Regions from separate parts of the Homo sapiens genome. Here all the other regions are linked to region 1. A link is a contact called in ENCODE Hi-C or POLR2A ChIA-PET data. All regions are on one chromosome and are shown on one strand. The core of a region is the stretch at or near the end of the contact, and the rest is flanking DNA. Distances in the headings are between cores, read along the strand shown. Region 1 has its middle 20 kb from the start of FAM8A1. Region 2 holds the start of RNF144B (ring finger protein 144B). Region 3 has its middle 59 kb from the start of RNF144B.

Region 1 (4,915 bases), core at 1,422-3,921:
TTGCTTCCGCAAGGCCAGCATGGGGCTCTCTCTCACTTCAAATCTCTCTAACCCCTTCTATTTCTGACCTTCCAACTCTCTTTTAAAGGTCTCACTTGATTTGGTCAGGCCCACTCAGGATAATCTATCATTTGATCAACTTAAAATTGATTGATTCAGAACCTTAGTTATATCTGCAAAATCCCTTCAACTTTTCCATATAACATAACTTAATCATGGGACTCATAGCCACCCACATTCCCAGATTTCTCTCACACTCAAGAAGAGGGGATTATTACGTGGAATGTATACTAGCCACCAGGAATTTTAGAGACCATCTTAGAATGCTACCTGCCAGTGTTGAATTGTTTTTCATGAAAATATATTAGTTGTTAATATATTAAGTATATTAACCATTAAAAATGCAAAAAGATGGATTTTTAAAAATATATAAGTAGTGTGTTATCATATATATTTCTGTCTTTGACAGACTGACTAGGCAGAAAAAAATGGACTACAATACAAGAAATCAGAATTATATAATTAAGATTGATTTGAAAGATTATTGGAACTCTAAAAACAGAATATAGTTGTTTTTCCATTGTCTTATGGACTTAATCCTGTATTTGATAAAGTGAAAATCTTGGAGTCTGAAAAGTAAATATTACATGGGCCAGTCTCTGAGTGCAAGACAATAGAGCTAACAGAAGAAAAAATTAACCAAAGTTATGCAGGCATTGAAAAAGTTTACTCTTTTAAATAATTTTTGATTCAAAGAAGAGAGGTGGGTATTACAATAATAACTTAGTGACAAAGGATTATAGAATGATAAGCATTCCAGCCAAAAACTTAGGGAAAGGAAATGAAACATAATCAAGGAATATAGGAAAAATAAATTAATTATAATAAAGCAAACATTAAAGAATTAAAACATTCAAAGTTTATTTTTTATGTTTGAAAAAGCAGTGAAGAATGTGGAAAGATATGTACTGACTTAACAGTGAGTGGTAATCCTTTGAGGTGCAAACACAATTGTCTTTTTTTGTGGTTTAAATTTGTTATAATAAGCTTGGATTACTTTTATAATTATAAATAGATGATAGGTAGACAAACAAGGAATATTCTGGTTTTTAAAGATTAGCTAGAAAGTTCCAAGTATTATATAAACCATTTTTCCAATATCTTTTTTTTCTCTTTGTTGAGACAGGGTCTTGCTCTATTGTCCAGGCTGGGTTCAAGCGATTCTCCTGCCTCAGCCTCCCAATTAGCATGGATTACAGGCATCTGCCACTACACCTGCCTAATTTTTTGTATTTTTAGTAGACATGGGGCTTCACCATGTTGGCCAGGCTGCTCTCGAACTCCTGATGTCAGGTGATCCACCCACCTGGGCCTCCCAGTGCTGGGATTACAGGCGTGTGCCACCACACCCAGCCCATTTTTCCAATATCTTATGGAACATATTTAAAAATTCATCATGCAATAGTTCAAAATTAATGTCTCAAATTCCAAAATACAAATATTATATAGGCGTTGTCTCAAAACTCAAATAATAAAACTATAAAATTATAATTTAAAAATAACTGAAAAAATAAAAAGTTAATTGTTTTTGACAAGTATTTTGATTTTTTAATTTTTTTAGTGGTTATAAATGTCTTTAGGTTTTTGTCTTTAAGTCAATTTTGGCAATTTATCATTTTCCTAGGAAATAACCTATTTTCTCTGGGTTTTCAAATTTGTTGGAATGAACTTGAACGTCAACTTCATTTTATTTTGAAAAAATTGTTTCAGTATTTTCTTTTTCTTTCTTTTTTTTTTTGAGACGGAGTCTCACTCTGTCACCCAGGCTGGAGTGCAGTGGTGCGATCTCAGCTCACTGCAAGCTCCGCCTCCCGGGTTCACGCCATTCTCCTGCCTCAGCCTCCGGAGTAGCTGGGACTACAGGCGCCCGCCACCGCGTCGGGCTAATTTTCTGTATTTTTATTAGAGACGGGGTTTCAACGTGGTCTCCATCTCCTGACCTCGTGATCCGCCCGCCTCGGCCTCTCAAAGTGCTGGGATTACAGGCATGAGCCACCGCGCCCGCTGTTTCAGTATTTTCAATACAATTTCTCATTCTTAATGTCTATAGTTATAATTTTTTTCTTAATTAACATTACTAGACTTTCACACGCTATATATATGTGTGTATATATATGTGTATGTGTGTATATATATATATTTGTGTTTTTTTTTTGTTTTTTTTTTTAGACTTAGTCTGGCTCTGTCGCCCAGACTAGAGTGCAGTGGCGCGATCTCAGCTCACTGCAAGCTCCGCCTCCGGGGTGAATTCACGCCATTCGCCTGCCTCAGCCTCCAGACTAGCTGGGACTACAGGCGCCCGCCACTACGCCGGGCTAATTTTTTGTATTTTTAGTAGAGACGGGGTTTCACCGGGTTAGCCAGGATGGTCTCGATCTCCTGACCTCGTGATCCGCCCGCCTCCCGCCTCCCAAAGGGCTGGGATTACAGGCGTGAGCCACCGTGCCCAGCCTGTATGTGTATATATATATATATTTTTTTTCAAAGAATTAGCTTTTAGATTTATTGAGAAATTGTACTATTGCTTTCTCTGCCGCTCTTGGTGCTGCTTGTATGCTCATTCTGAGAGGTGGCAGCGTGCTGGCAGCCTCGCAGCCCTCGCTCTCTCTAGGCGCCGCCTCCTCGGCCTTGGCGCCCGCTCTCGCGGCGCTTCAGGAGCCCCTTCAGCCCGCCGCTGCACTGTGGGAGCCCTTTTCTGGGCTGGCCAAGACCGAAGCCGGCTCCCTCGGTTTGCGGAGAGGTGTGGAGGGAGAAGCGTGGAGGGAGAGGCGCGGCTGGGAAGCCGGGCTGCGCGCGGCGCTTGCGGGCCAGCGCGAGTTCCAGATAGGCGTGGGCTCGGCGGGCCCCGCCCGTCGCAGCTACTGGCCGGCCCCGCCGGCCTGGGCAGTGAGGGGCTTAGCACCTGGGCCAGCAGCTGCTGTGCTCGATTTCTCGCGGGGCTTTAGCTGCCTCCCTGACGATCGCCGCCCCCTGCTCCACGGCGCCCAGTCCCATAGACCGCCCAAGGGCTGAGGAGTGCGGGCGCACGGCTCCGGACAGGCAGGGAACTCCACTTGCGCCCCCGGTGCAGGATCCACTGGGTGAAGCCAGCTGGGCTCCTGAGTCTGGTGGGGACTTGGAGAATCTTTATGTCTAGCTAAGGGATTGTAAATACAGCAATCAGCACTCTGTATCTAGCTCAAGGTTTGTAAACACACCAATCAGCACTCTGTGTCTAGCTCAGGGTTTGTGAATGCACCAATGGGCACTCTGTATCTAGTTAATCTGGGGGGGACTTGGAGAATCTTTATGTCTAGCTAAGGGATTGTGAATGCACCAATCGGCAGTTTGTATCTAGCTCAGGGTTTGTAAATACACCAGTCCACACTCTGTATCTAGCTAATCTAGTGGGGACCTGTAGAACTTTTGTGTCTAGCTCAAGGATTGTAAATGCACCAATCAGCACCCTGTCAAAACGGACCAATCAGCTGTCTGTAAAACAGACCAATCGGCTCTCTGTAAAATGGACCAATCAGCAGGATGTGGGCGAGGCCAGATAAGAGACTAAAAGCAGGCTGCCCGAGCCAGCAGTGGTAACGGGCTAGGGGCTGGTTCTATACTATGGAAGCTTGTGTTCTTTTGCTTTTTGCTATAAATCTTGTTATTGTTTATTGTTTGGGTCCACACTGCCTTTGTGAACTGTAACAGTCATTGCGAAGATCTGTAGTTTTACTTCTGAAGCCATCCTAGACCACGAACCCACCGGGAGGAACAGATAACTCCAGACAGGCCGCCTTAGGAGCTGTAAAGCTCACCGCAAAAACATGCAGCTTCACTCCTGAGCCAGTGAGACCACTGAACCCACCAGAAGGAAAAAACTCCAAACATATCAGAACATCAGAAAGAACAAACTCTAGACATGCTGCCCTTAAGAACTGTAATACTGCTAGGGTGTGTGGCTTCATTCTTGAAGTCGGTGAGACCGAGAACTCACAAATGTCAGACACAATCCGGTGCAGACTTGATACCTGTTTTATGAAGGGGCAGCTGAGGAGACTCTGGCGTTTCCCATGGCCTACGAAAAGCCCTAGGAAGGAGTCGAGCCTGAGAACAATGATCATATTAATTTGAAGGGGGCGGGGCGGTTCTGGGGTGCACTTTAAGAGGTATGCACCACTTAGTAAACTAATTAAAGCCTATTGTGAATGACAGGGATTGTCAATGAGGCAGGTCAGATTCTGATTTGATGGGCAACCCATCAATGAAATAGATAACACCTACACAGTTGGAGGATGAAGATACAATCGATATGCTCCAACAGCAGACAGGAGGTGTTTCCTGAAGAGAGAACCTGGTTCTTCACTCCAGAACTGTTAACTTTAAAGACCAAGATTACATTCGCAATTAGAAAACCGATTTGGTTCCACCACATCGTGAGTACTATAATATAGCTTTCTCTATTCTTTCATTTCCCCCTTCCCCATTTCTTTATTGTACATAACGTAACTGGTGTATGTGCACAAGCATATTCCTTTTTTTTTTTAACCAAGCAGCCAATGGTATGTTTCGATTGACATCAAGTGGTGACGGGATGGGGAAAAACACTGAGGCTGTGGAAATACCCCATTTTCTCCATTAGTGGCATGCTCAGTCGGCTCTTACGTTTATATTCCAGTAAGTTATTTTGCTCTCACTATTTTAACAAAAAAATAAAAAAAATCCTTGCATACCTTGTTCAGTTGGAGAATTTTAATGTTTTTCATTTACCATTGTAAAACCAAGGACAATTTTATACTTTTTTGTACGTAGCTGTTACGTGTAGGGCAATCTGTCTTTAGGGATAAATTACTCTAAAACAAAGAATCCTAGTTTTCCC
Region 2 (4,915 bases), core at 1,314-3,813, 810 kb after region 1:
GCTTCTGTTCCAGTCACGTAAGACATGCGTGCCTGCTTCCCCTTCACCTTCTACCATGATTGTAACCTCCCTGAGGGCTCCCCAGCCATGCTTCCTGTGCAGCTGCAGAACCATGAGCCAATTGAACTTCTTTTCTTTATAAATTACCCAGTTTCAGTTATTTCTTTATAGCAATGTGAGAACAGATTAATATAATCACCTTCTCAGAGAAGACTTGATTCTTTTCATCAACTCCTTTCCTTTAAATTCTTCTTCTCTGTGCTCCCAATAGCACATCATGCTTAAGTCTATCATATCACACATTATGTATCACTCACACATTGGGTACAACTATCAGTACCCTGATAATTGATTTGCTTGTCTTACTCCTTCCCTGGATTGAGAGGTCTTTGAGGACAGGGAGACCATGTCTAATATCATTATCTTAATACAACCTAGCAGATTGTCTGGGAGGAAATCAATAAATGCTCCAGAGAATGAATATCCATTCACACTGTAGACTCCTTAGGAAGATCTGAGAGAGTTTGTTCACATAATATTATAGCATTCAACGTGTTTATTTAGTCTTATTAAATTTTGACTGCAATTTAAAAAAAATTTGCATAGTTGCATGGTTGAAAATAATCAGTGGTGATGTTACTCAGTTGTGCAAAATATTTGGGATAATAGGCAGCACTATTCGTGCTTATGTTCTCATTCATATTGGCAGCAGCTTCTTCCCTTATCCTGTTAACAAGAGATTATAATTTATGAATGGTAATTTGAAAAGTGGACTCTGTGTTGAACTTTGGTTTAAGGCTCAGGAGATTTGCATCAACACCAATGAATAAACTAACCTCTTAGAGGTTGCTTTTTATCTTTCCTAGTTCCTGTCCACCAAAATGGTCACTATACCAAGAAAATTCCTTGAAATAGATTATCTCAGAACCTAAGCCATTGCTAAATCTGAAGGTTGGACTTCCTTTGGGATGGTTTTCATTTACATTCACCTTCCTCATGTAACTCAGATTTAGGTCTCATTCTAGCTTGGCCTGTGTCTGGTTTGGGCCAATCTCTTAAATCTTCCTGGACATCAGTTTCCTTATTTTTTTTTTTTTTTTGAGACAGAGTTTCGCTCTTGTTACCCAGGCTGGAGTGCAATGGCGCAATCTCGGCTCACTGCAGCCTCTGCCTCCCAGGTTCAAGCGATTCACCTGCCTCAGCCTCTCGAGTAGCTGAGATTATAGGCACCCACCACCACGCCCAGCTAATTTTTTGTATTTTTAGTAGAGACGGGGTTTCACCATGTTGGCCAGGCTGGTCTTGAACTCCTGACCCCAGATGATCTGCCCGCCTTGGCCTCTCAAAGTGTTGGGATTACAGATGTGAGCCACCGCACCCAGCCCAGTTTCCTTATTTTTAAAATCAGGTTATTTGCTAAAATAGCTAGGAAGACTTTTCAAGCTCAAATATCCTACCGTGGGTTCTTTTATCATCTTATTGCCCCTGTCCTTTTTCTCTTCCTCCCTGACTGGTGAGCTGGTCCTCCTACCTGCCCTAGCATGGCACATGTAGATACACTGTGTTATTCAGCACTTTGCTTTGACCTAGAGGTTTTCTTCAACTTGGAGGGCTGAGAAGCAATGTTTGCTTGTGTCGTTTGGAATGGTGCCTGTTGGCGTGCACAGATCCTTTCCACAAAGGGCCTGTGAGTCCCTTCCTTTTAGGAAGCACATTCCTGACAGTGGTTGCAAAAGTAGAGAGGGATTGCAGAGTGAACACAGATTCTTGTGTCAGAGCGACATTCCTAAATGGCAATGTTCAGCAGACTTAGGTGATTGTGATCTATGGGGGATATGGGGAATGAGTAGGTATGCGATTCATTATGAATGTCACACAAATGAAGTGTCCAAGGGTTTGGAGCAAGGAAGCACTTCATAATACCTCACAGCTTCTGGATTATTTTGTTACATTTTTGTTTAATTGAGGGTACAACCAGTTAAGTTACAAAGCACTTCAAGTGAAATCATTGTTTCATCAAGAAGTGTCTGTATTTTATGAGGTAAACTAAGATTATTCCCGATTTGATTCACAGGTATTCTAATTTCATCATTAGATGCAAAAGGACAAGTGAGGTACAAGCTGTTTTTTGATGAGATGTGCATGGGAAGTGTTTCTATAAAACAGTTGTCTGCCACGTGGGAAGGCAGGTCTGGGCTGTTAGAAGTAGAAGAAAGAGATTTAAAGAGCTGGGAAGGAGGGAGAAAATAAAGAAAGGTGGCCTGTGAGGATATGTACAGACAGAGAGGTAGCAGGCGCTTAAGGCCAAGAGGTGAGCTGTCCCTGTCTGGGCAGAAGAAGTGCGCTAGGGGCAGCTGCCTGCACCCCCTGCTCTGAATTCCTGCAACAGCGGTCCCAGGAGAACAAGAGACAGGTCCTGACAAGCAGTAGAGTCGGTGCAGCGCGCCCGGGTTCGGATAGGGTTAAGGCCAACACCTGCAGCTGAAGTACGACCCACATGGGAAGTAGGAAGTGCGGCGCCTGAGCTTCCTGTATAAATAAACGCGCTGCTACCGCTGCTGGCGAGCTGTGCCCCACGCTCCCGCTGCAACAGTCCCGGGCATCGCAGCTGCCAGTCAAGGCTAGGAGGCGGTCGGGGACTCCGCCTCCTCCCGACCCGTAGGTCTGGGAGCGCAAGTCCTGTTGCAGTCTTGCAAAGTGTAAAGCTGTCAGCCGCAGAGCACGGAGGAAAGACGGAGAGAATGGAAGAGCTCCTGTCCGGTGTGCCAGCAGCCCGGACTGGCGGTGAGCGCGAGGGAGGCTACTGAGAAGCCCGGCGACGGAGGAACGCAGGTCTGCTGCCAGGTAGGTTTAGCGAGCTTTTTAAAGGCTACAGGCGTTGCAAGACCGGAATGGTGTTGCTGGACTAAGGAAAAAGGACAGGAAACTCACTGTGACACCACAATTTTTCGATTTTCTGTCTCTAGTGCTCAAACCATACAGAACTGAATTCATTCTGAATGCCTTAAACACCTGTTAACTTAGAAGAAAAATGCCTTTGTTAAAGGAAAGTAGTTTCATTTCTAATAAAACAGTTTCTATAATAGAATGTATTGTAGAATCCGAGATTAGACCAGACCTCTCCCTAGGTCTTAAGGGGAGACCAAAAGTTGGCATAATCTCGGATTATGCATTATAGTGCTTATTTTATCAGGTAATTGCTAATGAAACAGTGAAACTCTGATACTACGAGAGCCATTCTCAAATTTAAGTTAAAATCGAACTGATTGTCGTTTGTGCAGGGAAAAGGTAGGTATCTTTTGCTTATTCTTTCTAAAACACCTTTTGTTTTTCTCATGAGTTTCAAGGATCCTGCTGTAAGTCTACTCCTCATGCATATACACTATTCACATAAAGATTTCCCAGAAATTAATTCCCTTCTCTGGGAAATGTTCTTTTTTCATGTTCTCATAACAGACTGTCAGTTTCATATTGCTTTCTGCCACATGTATCTTATCAAAACATTAGCTCTGAGGTTCTTAACAGGACTATCTCTGCTCTTCCGATTTGGCATTTCTGGACGTTTATTTGAACATTGAGAGGTATAAATTAAATGGCAATGTATCTAACATTTCTGAGGAAGCAGATTAGGGGGTGTCTGTGCCCAGAAGCAAAATAAATGAACTTTGGGATGACTCAGTTTTTAGGGTGTGGGTAAGAGGCAAAAGGAACCTAGCCAGTCCTAACTGAGTTGCTGGCTAATTAGAGTATCTGTCTGCCGCAGCTTTCACTGAAATGAGCCTCTTGGTCCCTTTCACATCAAATCCCTCTGTGAGTCCCTCCTTCTCCTTAGTTTATCTTTCCTTCACAACCTGGGTCCTTTTCATGGACAGCAGTGCCTTAAATACTTCTAAAACTATCCTGAGGGGGAGAAAAACCTATAGCAGATCCACAAAGCCACTTGTAGATAATTGTATTATGAAATCCAAGGTCATGGTTTCACACAACTCCTGCTCTGCCCTTGCACACCTTTGACTGGCATTTTTTTTTTTATTTTTGTCGTGGGCATAAACTTAGAAAAGTGGGAAAGGGAAAAACCTCAGTTTCAAAAGTAGTCTCTGACTAATTAATTATCTTGATTAAAAAAAGGTAAACATATATAGTGAACGTGAAAAAGATGTTGAGTAGTAGAATTGGGTTGCTTGGCTTTTTATTTAAAACAAACAAAACTCAACCAAAAAAACCCCCCAAAACCCCAAACAATCACCCTAGATAACTTTCTCCTACACTACTGTGCTGGAAGTCGGGCTTGAGTGTGGTCAAATCCTGCCCATTTACCCAGAGTTTTACAAATATTTACAGTCATCTATGCCAAATATCTTTGTGCTGAGTCCCAAAGAACATTCTCAGCATTCAAAAGGCCCATTCTCATGAATGGTTTCAGTTCATTGGCAATTTAAAGGCATTCAGGCTTCCAAACTAGGTCAGCTTAAGACATGTCTTTTTAAAATAATCAGTTTTTGGGTCTCAGATTATGAACCAGGTTTTTGGAGCCAAACTCTACAGCAGAGAGAAGAGTATGCTCTCTCTGGAAAGAAAAAGCTTATTTTATCTACCTGGTATGACCATTTAACTTCCTGAAAAACGTCTTTCTCCTCAGTAGTATGAATATTTTTCATCTGAGGAGGTGCACTTAAAATTTCCTTCTTGAAAAGTCATTTCAATATTTTAGACGTTTAGAAACATTTATATGTATGTCAGAATCCTTTCTCCGAAGTGTTTCTGCTAATCCTGGCTTCTTTGTTTCCCCTGGCCTTGACTTTATGACATTACTTTCTTGGAGAGTGAAGTTTTTAGTGTTTGAAATCTCCAGTTTGAGATAGAGGTCAGGAATCATGCTGAACCCAGATGTTACTGAAGGAACAAAGTCTGAGCA
Region 3 (4,915 bases), core at 668-3,167, 750 kb after region 1:
CCTCAGCCTCCCAGAGGTGCTGGGATTACAGGCACGAGCCTCCATGCCCAGCCTGTGAATTACTTTTTCATAATCACAAATAGCAACTCTCCATTTCCTCCTCTCCCCAACCTCTGGAAATCACCGTTCTACTTTCTGTCTCTAATGAATTTGACTACCCTAGGTACCTTGTTAAGTGGAATCATACAGTATTTGTCCTTTTGTGACTGGCTTATTTCATGTAGCCTAATGTCCTCCAGGTTCATCCATGTTGAAGCATGTGTCAGAACTTAATTTTTTGGTTAATGTTAGAAGACTGGAGAGGAGATGGAAGGACATGTTCGGGCTTGCACTCCTTGGGTGGCAGTGGGAGAAAGACAGTAGGTGTGGGATGCCTTTCTCCTGCCCTTCAGGAAATATCATGCTTCCTTCTAAGGCCATCAAGTGGTGTGATTGATCAGGCAACAGAAAACCAGCCTCCCATTCCCAAAACCTATCCCCCATTCCTTCTCCATACTGCCTAAAATACACAGACTTGGAGACTGGTTTGATTTAACAATGAGAGTGCATGGGGAATTGAGGTGGGGAGAAGATGCTGTCAATTATTTACTTTATTAAGTATTACTGTAATGTGAATTAGAATATCAGATCATTTTCCACCTCTGTCTACCCCAGTTGAACTAATGAAGCAGGAGTTATAGAGTTGGAGTGGAGAGTAGAGAAGGGATGCCATTTTGGGCACGTATATGACAGGCTCATACCACACAATGTGAGCCTCAGGAATCCGGGGAGAATGGGAGAGAGAAGTTTTTTTTTTTTTTTTTTTTTTGAGACGGAGTCTCACTCTTTCACCCAGGCCTGACTGCAGTGGCGCTATCTCGGCTCACTGCAAGCTCCGCCTCCTGGGTTCACGCCATTCTCCTGCCTCAGTCTCCCGAGTAGCTGGGACTACAGGCACCCACCACCGCACCTGGCTAATTTTTTGTATTCTTAGTAGAGACGGGGTTTCACCGTGTTAGCCAGGATGGTCTCGATCTCCTGACCTCATGATCCGCCCGCCTTGGCCTCCCAAAGTGCTGGGATTACAGGCGTGAGCCACCGCGCCAGGCCAAAGCGGGTGTTTTAAGAGCCCCCAGCTCTGGTTCTAGTACCAGACCAGCTAACAATGCTGCCCCGATGCGAAGTGAAGGGGAGCTGGGCATGGGTGTTCACTGTGTGCCTTTCACAGGATACGTCTACTTGGAGGGTGGCCTAAAGCCTAGTTCTCCAACCTGTAACCAGGAGGGCTCTCTCACAGGAACCTTGTTTATACTGGCAGATACCCACGTGGCTCTTGTCTGATCGGGTCCAGTTTATGCCTGTCTGACTGTCACTCTGCTGCTGGGAGCCTGACTTTGTGCTCTCCTTGGTGCCTTGGAGAAAATCAGGCCTGGGGCAGCCCCTAGTTCTTCAGATGGAAGGTGCAAATTCAGTACAGCACCCTCATAGGAAACAAGTCCAAAGATTTTCACTTAAACAGTTCCTGGGCAGGGAGAGCACCATGAGTCTTTGGTCACTAGGTCATGTGAGGCAGGAATGAGGGATCAGGTGGAGAGAGAGAGAGAGAGAGAGAGAGAGAGAGAGAGAGAGGGAGGGAGGGAGGGAGGGAGGGAGGGAGGGAGGGAAGAGAGAGAGAGAGAGAGAGAGAGAGAGAGGAGAGAGAGAGAGAGCGCGAGCAGCTAGCAGTATATTTTGCATAATACAGTGTGGGCCATTTTCAATTTGAGGGTAAATGCATGAATGGTCCCTTTAAAGGAAGCAATGGGAGAGTGGGGAGCCCAGGGGGCTAGCGGTAGAAATGCCTCTAAGTTCTTATCTCTGGCCACCAGCTCCAACCATTTGGGTGTGATGTAGAAAAGAAAAAAAGGAAGAAGGACAGAGGAGCCAGCTCTGCTCTTGCTGGTCTTAAGCAGGACCAGATGGGACACGCCCCCTTACGCACCCAGCTGCTGTTCTCGAAGGCACTTAAGGGCTCTAGCTCACCTGGAGTTTTGAAGGGGATGCGGAAGAGCTTGATGTTGCAGCCTTCCTCTCTCCTTGGCAGAGTCTCTGGTGATAGAGACATGGAAGAAGTTTCCAAGGCTGGCCCTGGGTCAAGCAATGCAAAACAGAATTTATTTGTGGAGAAAGTTTATGTTCCATTCAGCTGTAAGTTACAATGGCCATGACTCTGAGAGGCTGTCTCATAGGTTTATATAATTTGACACTCATAGAAGGAGAGGCCTCCTTTTACCTGAATGTTGTTCATTCCTAGCTTTTTATCCTTGGATTGGTTGGTGAAAAAGCAGCCAGCCTTGACTGAATTATGTGTGGAGTTGGGAGAGAGGAAGGAGGTTTCTAGGTCTGTGTTGGTGACCTAATTCTGTATTATGTTTTCAGCTTTGCTGACCTAATTCTGCATTATGTTTTCATTGAGTGAGCTTTTTATTTTTATATCCCTTTCTGGTAACGGAACTACCTTTAAGACTTTCAGTTTTTCCATGTCCCAACTTGCCACATTTTACGTGCACTTGAAAATTCACTCCTTAAGCTATTTTTCATTCTTTCAACCCAGTAGGAATAATATTGCCTGTTTATTATTTGAATAGCAGCATTACTGCTGGTATTATAAAGTCGCTGGTCTTGAGCATAATTTGTATGTGTAATAAGTTAATATTTGTTGTCAAGGCTTTAAAGGGGCTGTGTCTTTGGTGTTGGATTTTAATAGTTAATGAACCAATGGAATCTTTTTAGTTTTATTGCCTTCCTTGGGTGATTAGATATGCATCATCAGACCTGGTTTGCTTTCACCAACGCTGAAAACAGGTTCCTTGTTAAACACGTCAGTTACTTGTTTCTGGAAGTTACATTTACCACATACTGTGATGACTGGCATTGTTTTTTGGGTTTCCGTTTCAATGAAAAAAATTACTTGAAAAATGTTCTCTTATATTTTGAAACTGTGATACTCATGTTAGCTTGTGATTAGCACTAGCATTTGAGGAACATTCTAAATTCAATCTCTCAGGCATTTTGGTTTCTTTGTTTCTAAAACTTGTTCAATTATGCCTGATTTCCACTGGTAAGACATAATAACTCTTTTGTGCAAATTGGATGTTTGTATCACTTCCCTGCTTTTTAGTAAACTTTGAAATTCTTTTCAATTCCTGAAACTAAGTGGGAATAGTAACTAGATTAACCATGGCTTTTTTGTTGTTGTTGTTGTTGGAGAGACTGTAGCCTTGACCACCCAGCCTCAAGTGATCCCCCTGCCTCAGCCTCCTGAGTAGCTGAGACTACAGGTGCAAAGCACCAGCCCACCTAATATATATATATATTTTTAATAGAGATGAGGTCCTACTGTGTTGCCCAGGCTGGTCTTGAACTCCTGGCCTCAAGCGATCCTCCCACCTCTGCCTCCCAAAGTGCTGGGATTATGGGTGTGAACCACCGTGCTCAGCTAGCTTTTAAAAATAATGAGCATGAGGCAGGTGGATCACCTGAGGTCAGGAATTCAAGATCAGCCTGGCCAACATGGTGAAACCCCGTCTCTACTAAAAATACAAAAAGTTATTTGGGAGGCTGAGACAGGAGAATTGCTTGAACCTGGGAGGCAGAGGTTGCAGTGAGCCGAGATTGTGCCATTGCACTCCAGCTTGGAAGACAGAGTGAGACTTCATCTGAAAAAAATAAAAATAAAAATAATGAACAGGACATCATTGCTTGAAAATTATTTCTAAAAATCAGGACATTCCAAAAATAATGGTTCCTTTGAAAGTATTAAGCCCTTCTTGTTGCAGGCCTTGTGGGTGTGATTGGTTTGTGTGTGAGAAAACCATGCTAAATGTAAATAAGTACATTTAGTAACTCTTTAAGGAACAATTAGTTCCTTTTCCCAGGATAAATTTATTTTACAAGAAGTGATAAAGTGAATATTTTGTAAGAAGTATAATTTTAAAATTATTTAATGTGATTTTTTGGCACATCTAATATGCAAATATAGTATTTATATTTCCCTTTCCCGTTACTAAAGGGAAAAATAACTCTAGTGAAGAAAGCGGAAGAAAGGTCTTTTTGGTCTCTGCCCTTCACTCTGACTGTATTTCTTTGCTGTAGCTGTATTAACTGAGTAGTTAGCTCTAATTACATAGTTCATCTTTGCAGCAGCCTCAACTGATTCAGTTTAAAATCAGATTAAAACAAAACGTCCTTCTTCTTGTGTGTGCAACCCCATAATTTAGACTGTTCTGAGCTTTTAAAAGAATGCTTAGCCAGTTTTTTTCTCCAACCGTAATTTGACATAATTTCCTTAAAAAGCAAGGAAATTATGCCACATTTAAAGATCCTAGATTTAGTTGTCTAGGGGCTGTTTCTGATGATCAGGATAAATTAAGTGGACCACCATGCAATGTTTTCTTGTATGAGTAGTGGCGAGAGCCAGGGGTGGGAGATGAGGGGTTAGTTAGTCTTAAACAGCTCAGCAGGAAGAGTTGGCAGAGTTGGGATTCTGCATCTTTGACCTTTTAGCATTTCAGTGGGTCTTTGTTTTCATATGGACTTTTCCCTCTCCTCCATTTTCTTCCCCTTTTTTATATAAACTTTAAAAAATTGGTAATATTTAGATGCCCTCTGAGCTTTGGAAAGGCATTTTTGTTGTTGTTGTTGTTTCAGTCCATTGGGTACATTTAGTTCTGCTGTATCTACATCAGAAAAACCCTAAGTGTAATAAAGCACGTGAAGTATTACATTAGCTCAAGTTCCTTCTTGAGTCACTTCAGCTGTGGAGTTTCTCTTCCTTTTGCTACTTAGAAAATTGGGGCCTTTGGCTGGAGAATCACTTGAACCCAGGAGGCGGAGGTTGCAGTGAGCTGAGATCGTGCCATTGCACTCCAGCCTGGGCGACAAGAGTGAAACTCTG

The links. Hi-C counts contacts between places; a loop is a spot of excess contacts on that map. ChIA-PET counts read pairs that join two places held with the same protein, here RNA polymerase II (POLR2A). Pooled maps may share reads with other maps.
Region 2: a loop to region 1 is called in a map of naive thymus-derived CD4-positive, alpha-beta T cell, with 2.4 times the contacts of the local background. The contact joins the promoter of RNF144B here to the enhancer-like site in region 1. A Hi-C loop is called at or near these places in 1 of 168 maps with a recorded cell type or tissue (naive thymus-derived CD4-positive, alpha-beta T cell) and 1 of 37 single-sample maps with no recorded cell type.
Region 3: a loop to region 1 is called in a pooled map, with 2.9 times the contacts of the local background. The contact joins two enhancer-like sites. A Hi-C loop is called at or near these places in 3 of 50 pooled maps. POLR2A ChIA-PET finds 5 or more read pairs at or near these places in 3 of 52 experiments (A549, OCI-LY7 and activated T-cell).

What each region holds. Positions count from the first base shown.
Region 1 is chr6:17,577,925-17,582,839 of GRCh38, forward strand. It overlaps the pseudogene SUMO2P13. Among named protein-coding and RNA genes, the nearest start is that of FAM8A1, 20 kb to the right of the region's middle. Within about 2 kb of position 2,672, at least 15 of the 41 ENCODE cell types and tissues checked have a DNase peak (open chromatin) inside an H3K27ac peak, as active enhancers do.
Region 2 is chr6:18,384,787-18,389,701 of GRCh38, forward strand. RNF144B (ring finger protein 144B) reads left to right here and starts at 2,564. Exons shown (of 8, transcript NM_182757.4): 1 at 2,564-2,844.
Region 3 is chr6:18,325,899-18,330,813 of GRCh38, forward strand. No RefSeq gene overlaps it. Among named protein-coding and RNA genes, the nearest start is that of RNF144B, 59 kb to the right of the region's middle. Within about 2 kb of position 1,918, at least 13 of the 41 ENCODE cell types and tissues checked have a DNase peak (open chromatin) inside an H3K27ac peak, as active enhancers do.